2 separate regions of the Homo sapiens genome follow, and region 1 is linked to region 2. The links are chromatin loops, found by intact Hi-C in ENCODE. Cell type or tissue: OCI-LY7. All regions are shown on one strand. Each heading gives the region's core, and the rest is flanking DNA. Links, peaks and the distances in the headings are about the cores only.

Region 1 (2,926 bases), core at 282-2,781, 120 kb before region 2:
GATGTTTCTTACCAGCTAAGCTATTGAAGATATACTTCATACCATTCCTCCTCACCCCTGAAAAAACAAAACTGGATACTAACTATAATTCCCTGAAGATAACGTGGTTTCAGGGCTCCTTCCATGTACTTTTAAAGCTTTGGTGAGATCACACTACGGGATCACCAGGTGTCAGTATTATTCTGGTTGTAATTTCAGTAGGAAACTATTATAGTCCTGCGCTGGGGAAACTGGATGCTATTTCCTCTTTTTTTTTAATACAGTGTACTAATATATACATGCCTTTCAGGCAGCAACGCTATCTTCAATATGAGCTAAATATTTTTTGTGATGGAGGCCAGGTATTGCATGAAAAAAGAAAACACCATTTCCAAACTTTCTAGATTGCCATGGAATAACTAGAAATCAATAAATGAAATCCAACATAATGTCTAGCTCAATCTTGTTTCATCAAGTGACAACTATAATAACTTCATTAGAAATATATTAAGAAAACTGTTAGAATCAGAGTTAGCTCGGCTCCTTTCACAAACCTCATTGCAACATCTCTCCCTCCCAGCAAAAGATACAGGAAAGAAGAAATTTCCACAAACCCAGTACAGAAATTCCACCCTCACAACAAAGAATTAGGTTCCTGATAAGCAACAAGAAAAATAAACTCACAATTGGAAAAATTAATAGCTTGAGGGAAAAACAGGGTACTAGGACCTGCGATCAGAAATAAACCTTTAAAAAACCCTTGTAAATGTCTGAAACTCCATAAAAATAAGGATAAACATATTCAGTGAGAAAATATGTCATTTTATATACTTCGGTAAGTATAAATGCATAGCATGAATTGCCTTCTCAGTTCCCCAAGCAGTAGATACTACTTAGGGTCTCATATCATTGTGACTTTAAAATGAGACACTTAGAAACTGACTTGGCCTTGTTACAGATAAAGTAAGTTCTCAGAAGCTATATTTCCCCTAAATTTGGTCCTCCAAGAAAATCTTCATCTCTGAGGGTGGGCTGTAAATCCAAAGATGCAGAGAAACATGAATAATTCAAGACAGATAAAGAAGCTTTACAAAAACCTTTATTTACCCTACGCAGCTGGAAGAAGAGTAGATACCCTCCACAGGACCAAGTATACAAGCTCAGTTCTGCCACAACAATTCTATCCATCTCTGCTTCTCCTTCCTCAAAGGTCCAGCACTGTGTAATCCTAAAGCAGGCACACCCATTCTTATTTCCTCTCAATCCACGATGTTCTGTCAGAGAATCGCTCAGTTGCTGAAAGACAGTGAACCCAGATAGAATGGTATAAAGGCAGCTCTTTACTTTCCTGCTTCACACATTCCTGAAAGCATGTCAAAGGGTCAAATATATATTGTCAGGGAAGTTTTTATTCCTTGAGACATAAAAAATTTTAAACTTCCTAATTCTTCCTCATATACTCCTCATTGATATACTTCCAATCTGTTCAAATCCTTTACCTTTGTTCTTCTCATTCACAATCATATACACACACCACTGGACCAAATACAATGAACGTCTTACTGAAGCTAAAGATCAGACCTTTTGGAAAGCCAGGTAATTTCCCTGTGGTGTCAGCTGCATTTAGTTTGTGGGAACTACACTTCTTACCAGATAATCAGCACATACTTCTGTTTTCTACTCACCTTTCTGAAACAACAGTAAAAAGCAATGAAGTACTCAAAACAGTGTTTTACTGCCAAGATGTTGTTGCTGCTGTAACTCAATGTGAGGTAGCAGAAAATGGTAATGGCCAACACTATCTATGGTATTAGATAAAAGCGAAATTTGATGAAATAAGGAAGTAGCTAAAGGGGGCACAGTTTCAGTCGTCTCTTCCTGCTCTCATTCAAGATGCTTTGGGGAAAAGATACCATGGCACATAGCAGACCCATTGTTCTTTAGGTCTTGGAAAGTAATTCTCTTTTCTTCATTCCACTTGGTTGGCCTTTATTTCTGAACATACTATATCATCTACAGGATAGTGATTGGGGTTCCTATGGAAAGGTCTCTGTATGAGGTAGAATTGGCTGCAGATAACTGGGAAGCCAAATAAGTGATTAAGCAAAATAGTTTATCGCTTCATTAGGTAAAAGAAGTTCAGAAGCAGGGGTGGTTTGGTAGCTACCAAATCATCAGACTCAAGCTACTTCCACCTTGCAGTTCCATCATCCTTAGCATGTAGAGTCTACCTTCATGTTTATTTCATGGACCAATACAGCTGCTGGAGCTCTGGCCAACACAAATTCATTCCAGATAAAGGAGAAAAGGAAAAAGGTGCCCAACCAGCTGTCTATCCCTTGAATTTAATTCCCTCTGCTTACATCTCATCAGCCAGCAGATAGTAACATAACTGTATCTAGCTGTGAGAGAGGGAGGCTGATAAGTATATCCTTTTAGCTGAAAACATTACCATCCTGACAAAAAGCAGAGCTTTATCATTAAAGCAAAGGGGAAGTACAGTGTGATGGTTAATTTTAGGTGTCAATTTGACTGGATTAAGAAACATCTGGAGAACTGGTAAAGCATTATTTCTGAGTGTGTCTTTGAGGGTGTGTCCAGAGGAGACTGATTGACATATGAGTCCATGAACTAAGTGAAGAAGATTTTCTCTCAATGTCGGCAGGCACTACCCAATCAGATGGTGGCCCAGACAGAACAAAAAAGACTGAGGAAAGGTGATTTCCTCCTCTCCATTTCCTAGAGGTGGGACATGTGTCTTCTCCTGCCCTTGAACATCAGAACTCCAGACTCTCCACCCTTTGGAATCCAGGACTTACCCTAATGGCCCCCAAGGTTCTCAGGCCTTCTGCCTCAGACTGATAATTACACCATTAGTTTCCCTGCATCTGAGGCTTTCAGACTTGTATTGTGCTGAACCATGCTACTGTCATTCCAGGGTTTCTAG
Region 2 (2,926 bases), core at 240-2,739:
CATGCCATAAGATAATATTTTTAATCTCTTTTCACCAAAGACTAGCATTTGCATGGAATGGCAGGGCACTTTTCCTCAATCTTCCTCTAAAATTGAAGTTCAGTGAACTGGATAAGTCCTGTCTATCCTGGCTTTACTGAAGACATTACATGACTCAATTATTAAAAGCTAACAGGTTCCTCCTCCTTTTCCTCCTTGAGGTTTCTCTAATGCCACCTGAACCCTGGTGATGATTCCATACTTTACCTGACAACCCTGAAAACCTGTCACCACTCTCCTCTGGGACAGCAGGTAAGGACGTTTGTGAGGAGCCTGTTAATTGTACACTTCAACTGTCCTCTAAAGAAAACTGGATTCAAAAGGATGTATGTATCCTGTTTTACCTACAGACAAACCTAATAAATTAAATCTGATTCTTATTTGTAAAGCAATACCCTAAGCCATCATAAATAATACCAGTTTCTTTAGGGGGAAAAATAAAATAAAATCTGAATGCTTTACCAGAAAGAAGAATTTTTTAAAAACGTTATTTGTCTTCTGAAATACAAGGAAAGCAGTCTCCCCTTACACTCCAGGGATAAGTTCCAGGATGCCTGGTGAATGCCCGAAACCACAGATAGTACCAAGCCCCATATATACTGTTTTTTTTCTATTAAAATATATACATACGTATGATAAAGTTTATAAATTAGGTACAGTAAGAGATTAACAAGAATAAAATAGCACAATTATAACTATGCTGTAATAAAAGTCATGTGAATGTAATCTGTCAAAATACTGTACTGTATTCACCCATTTAAACCACAGAAAGTCAAGCCTCAGATAAGGGGGGAATATGTTACTAATTTTACTGCTCAGTTTTCAGAAGGGATACTTGGATTAAGAAATAGAAATGTCGCTTCCTTTATATGCTTCTAAAGAAGTATTTTTAAACATTTTGGTATAAAAATCATAACTAATATGTGCTCAGCATGGAGTTATTCATTTAGCTATGTTTAGTTGTGCATGCAATAAGAATTACTGATAATGCATTCTAGCAACATGAAGTCTATTCCTTCAAATGTAAGTTATACCTAACATGTTCCACTAATTTTTTAAAAAGTTACTGGTAGGAATCCCTCTAGCTCAAGTATGCACCATTTTCAGAACATAATTCAAATATATAAACCTAGGATGTCTAAACATCTTCCATACGTTATTTTATATACTCAGAATGCTAGCAAGATTAACAGCATTCTCTTACTTGCAGCAGTGATCTGCAGCCCAACTTTTGTGGGGAAAAAAAAAATCTCTAGGATGCATCATAAAGCTTTTTAATTTCAACAAGTCTATTAGCATTTAAAAAGTTCTTCCTGGCAATTTTGTTACAATGAGAGAATTAGAATGTTTTCTTCCCCCAGTTGACTTAGCAAATCACCTTGCACGTAGGGCATACCTTTATCTCACATGCTTGACAGATACATCTTTTTAAAAATCCCCAGTATTTTTACCTCCATCCCTTGCAAAGGAGATTTGCTGATGTGCCACCTAGTGGACAAACTACCACCTTCATCAGTGCATTTCACCTTGTCTCTGGAGATGAAGATCAGAAGAAATATATTTCAGAGGATCATCTAATGAGAAATGCGGAGCCTGTCCCATCAAAGGTGCTCTAGAAGGTGATGCTCTGAATGAGCCAGAAGGGACTGCTGGCCTCTTTTACATATCTGTGGCTGCTCCTCATACTTGATTAGGCGCAAGGGAGGTAGCCAAAGGTAAAAAAAGCCCCACAACAGGAAAATGCTTGCCCGAGGCCATAATGAAAGTGATCACCTCCCTCCCACGTTGATGACCCAGCATCCAAGAGCTCCCTAGCACTGAGGAGGCACAGTGAGCAATTCTTTATTTTTCCAAATGTTTGAAGTACATGTTGATCATAAACAGGTTATTCTGATTTCATAATTTGTTACTAGGCCAGGTAACATCACAAAACTGAAAAATATCTCCTTCCCTAAGGTCCCAGGGGAGAGAGAAGGAACAGAACAGCACTGTCTGCTCCTGAGAAGTGGCCCCTGGAGGCCCATCCTCCTCTTAACCCACACAGGTCCCCCGGATCAGGTCCCCCGGATCAGGTGAAGCAGAAAGTGTTCAACTCCTCTCTCCTGACTTTCCAGAGATGACAGACAAGTAGGATAATTAAAGACCTTATCACACTATCTCATGTTCCCAGTAACCTTCCAACAAAACAATTCTGAAAGCAATGTAAGAGTGCAGCATGCAATTCTTATTTTGTCTCCCCATCAAACTACTAGATTTGCATCTAACATTCCTTCTTTCACAACTAACTACTACTTCCCATGGACTCATTTTTCTGTTTCAAGCTGTCAGAAATAAAAATTCCAGGTTCAGAGTTAAACCACCTATTTCTTCTCATTAGGTGAAATATCTACTCAATGCCATGTAATTAGCAGTTTTATAAAACTGACACTTAAGTACCAATCTTCTGCTTTTCCCATTTGGATAATTTATAAGTAAAAATACATGGCAATGTTGCAAGACTCAGAGATATTCTGTTCAGAAGCTGCACCTGGAGGAAATTCTCCTGCATCTGCCTTTCCTAAGGGAGCAGAGATGGCCGAAAAGTACAAGAAAGGCAACTGAACAGCTGGAATCTCTTTCTGGTTCTTCCACTACACTCTTGTATGACTGTGGAAAACTCAGTTAATAAACTGTTTCCTTTCATTTGTCTTAGTTTCCTTGAAGGAGGGAAAAATACACTTGTCTGGTTTTACTCTCCAATATTTTAGTTTAAAATTTTTCAAACCTCCAGTAAAGTTGGAAGAATAAACATGCTTATACCCAGAATCAGCAAATGTGAACATTCCTCTATAATTGCGATACATATTTTGTGAAAATGCATCCCAAACACAATTTTTTCAATTTAATA

The links. A loop is a pair of places that touch in the nucleus more often than their neighbours do. Peaks named below come from ENCODE experiments on the same cell type or tissue, not always from the same donor. Only the 100,000 strongest peaks of a DNase experiment are listed, where the experiment ranks them.
Region 1: a loop joins it to region 2, with 2.6 times the contacts of the local background. A loop is called at or near these places in 2 of 110 quality-filtered maps.

What each region holds. Positions count from the first base shown.
Region 1 is chr5:66,929,096-66,932,021 of GRCh38, reverse strand. All of the region lies in intron 4 of MAST4 (microtubule associated serine/threonine kinase family member 4), which reads right to left. Among named protein-coding and RNA genes, the nearest start is that of MAST4-AS1, 74 kb to the left of the region's middle. In OCI-LY7, for the core only: no CTCF peak of the experiment used is centred there; a DNase peak (open chromatin) is centred at 1,831; H3K4me3 peaks cover 319 bases.
Region 2 is chr5:66,813,209-66,816,134 of GRCh38, reverse strand. The region is part of intron 3 of MAST4 (microtubule associated serine/threonine kinase family member 4); the gene reads right to left. Among named protein-coding and RNA genes, the nearest start is that of MAST4-AS1, 190 kb to the left of the region's middle. In OCI-LY7, for the core only: CTCF peaks have their summits at 1,333 and 1,534 (motif pointing left); a DNase peak (open chromatin) is centred at 1,524.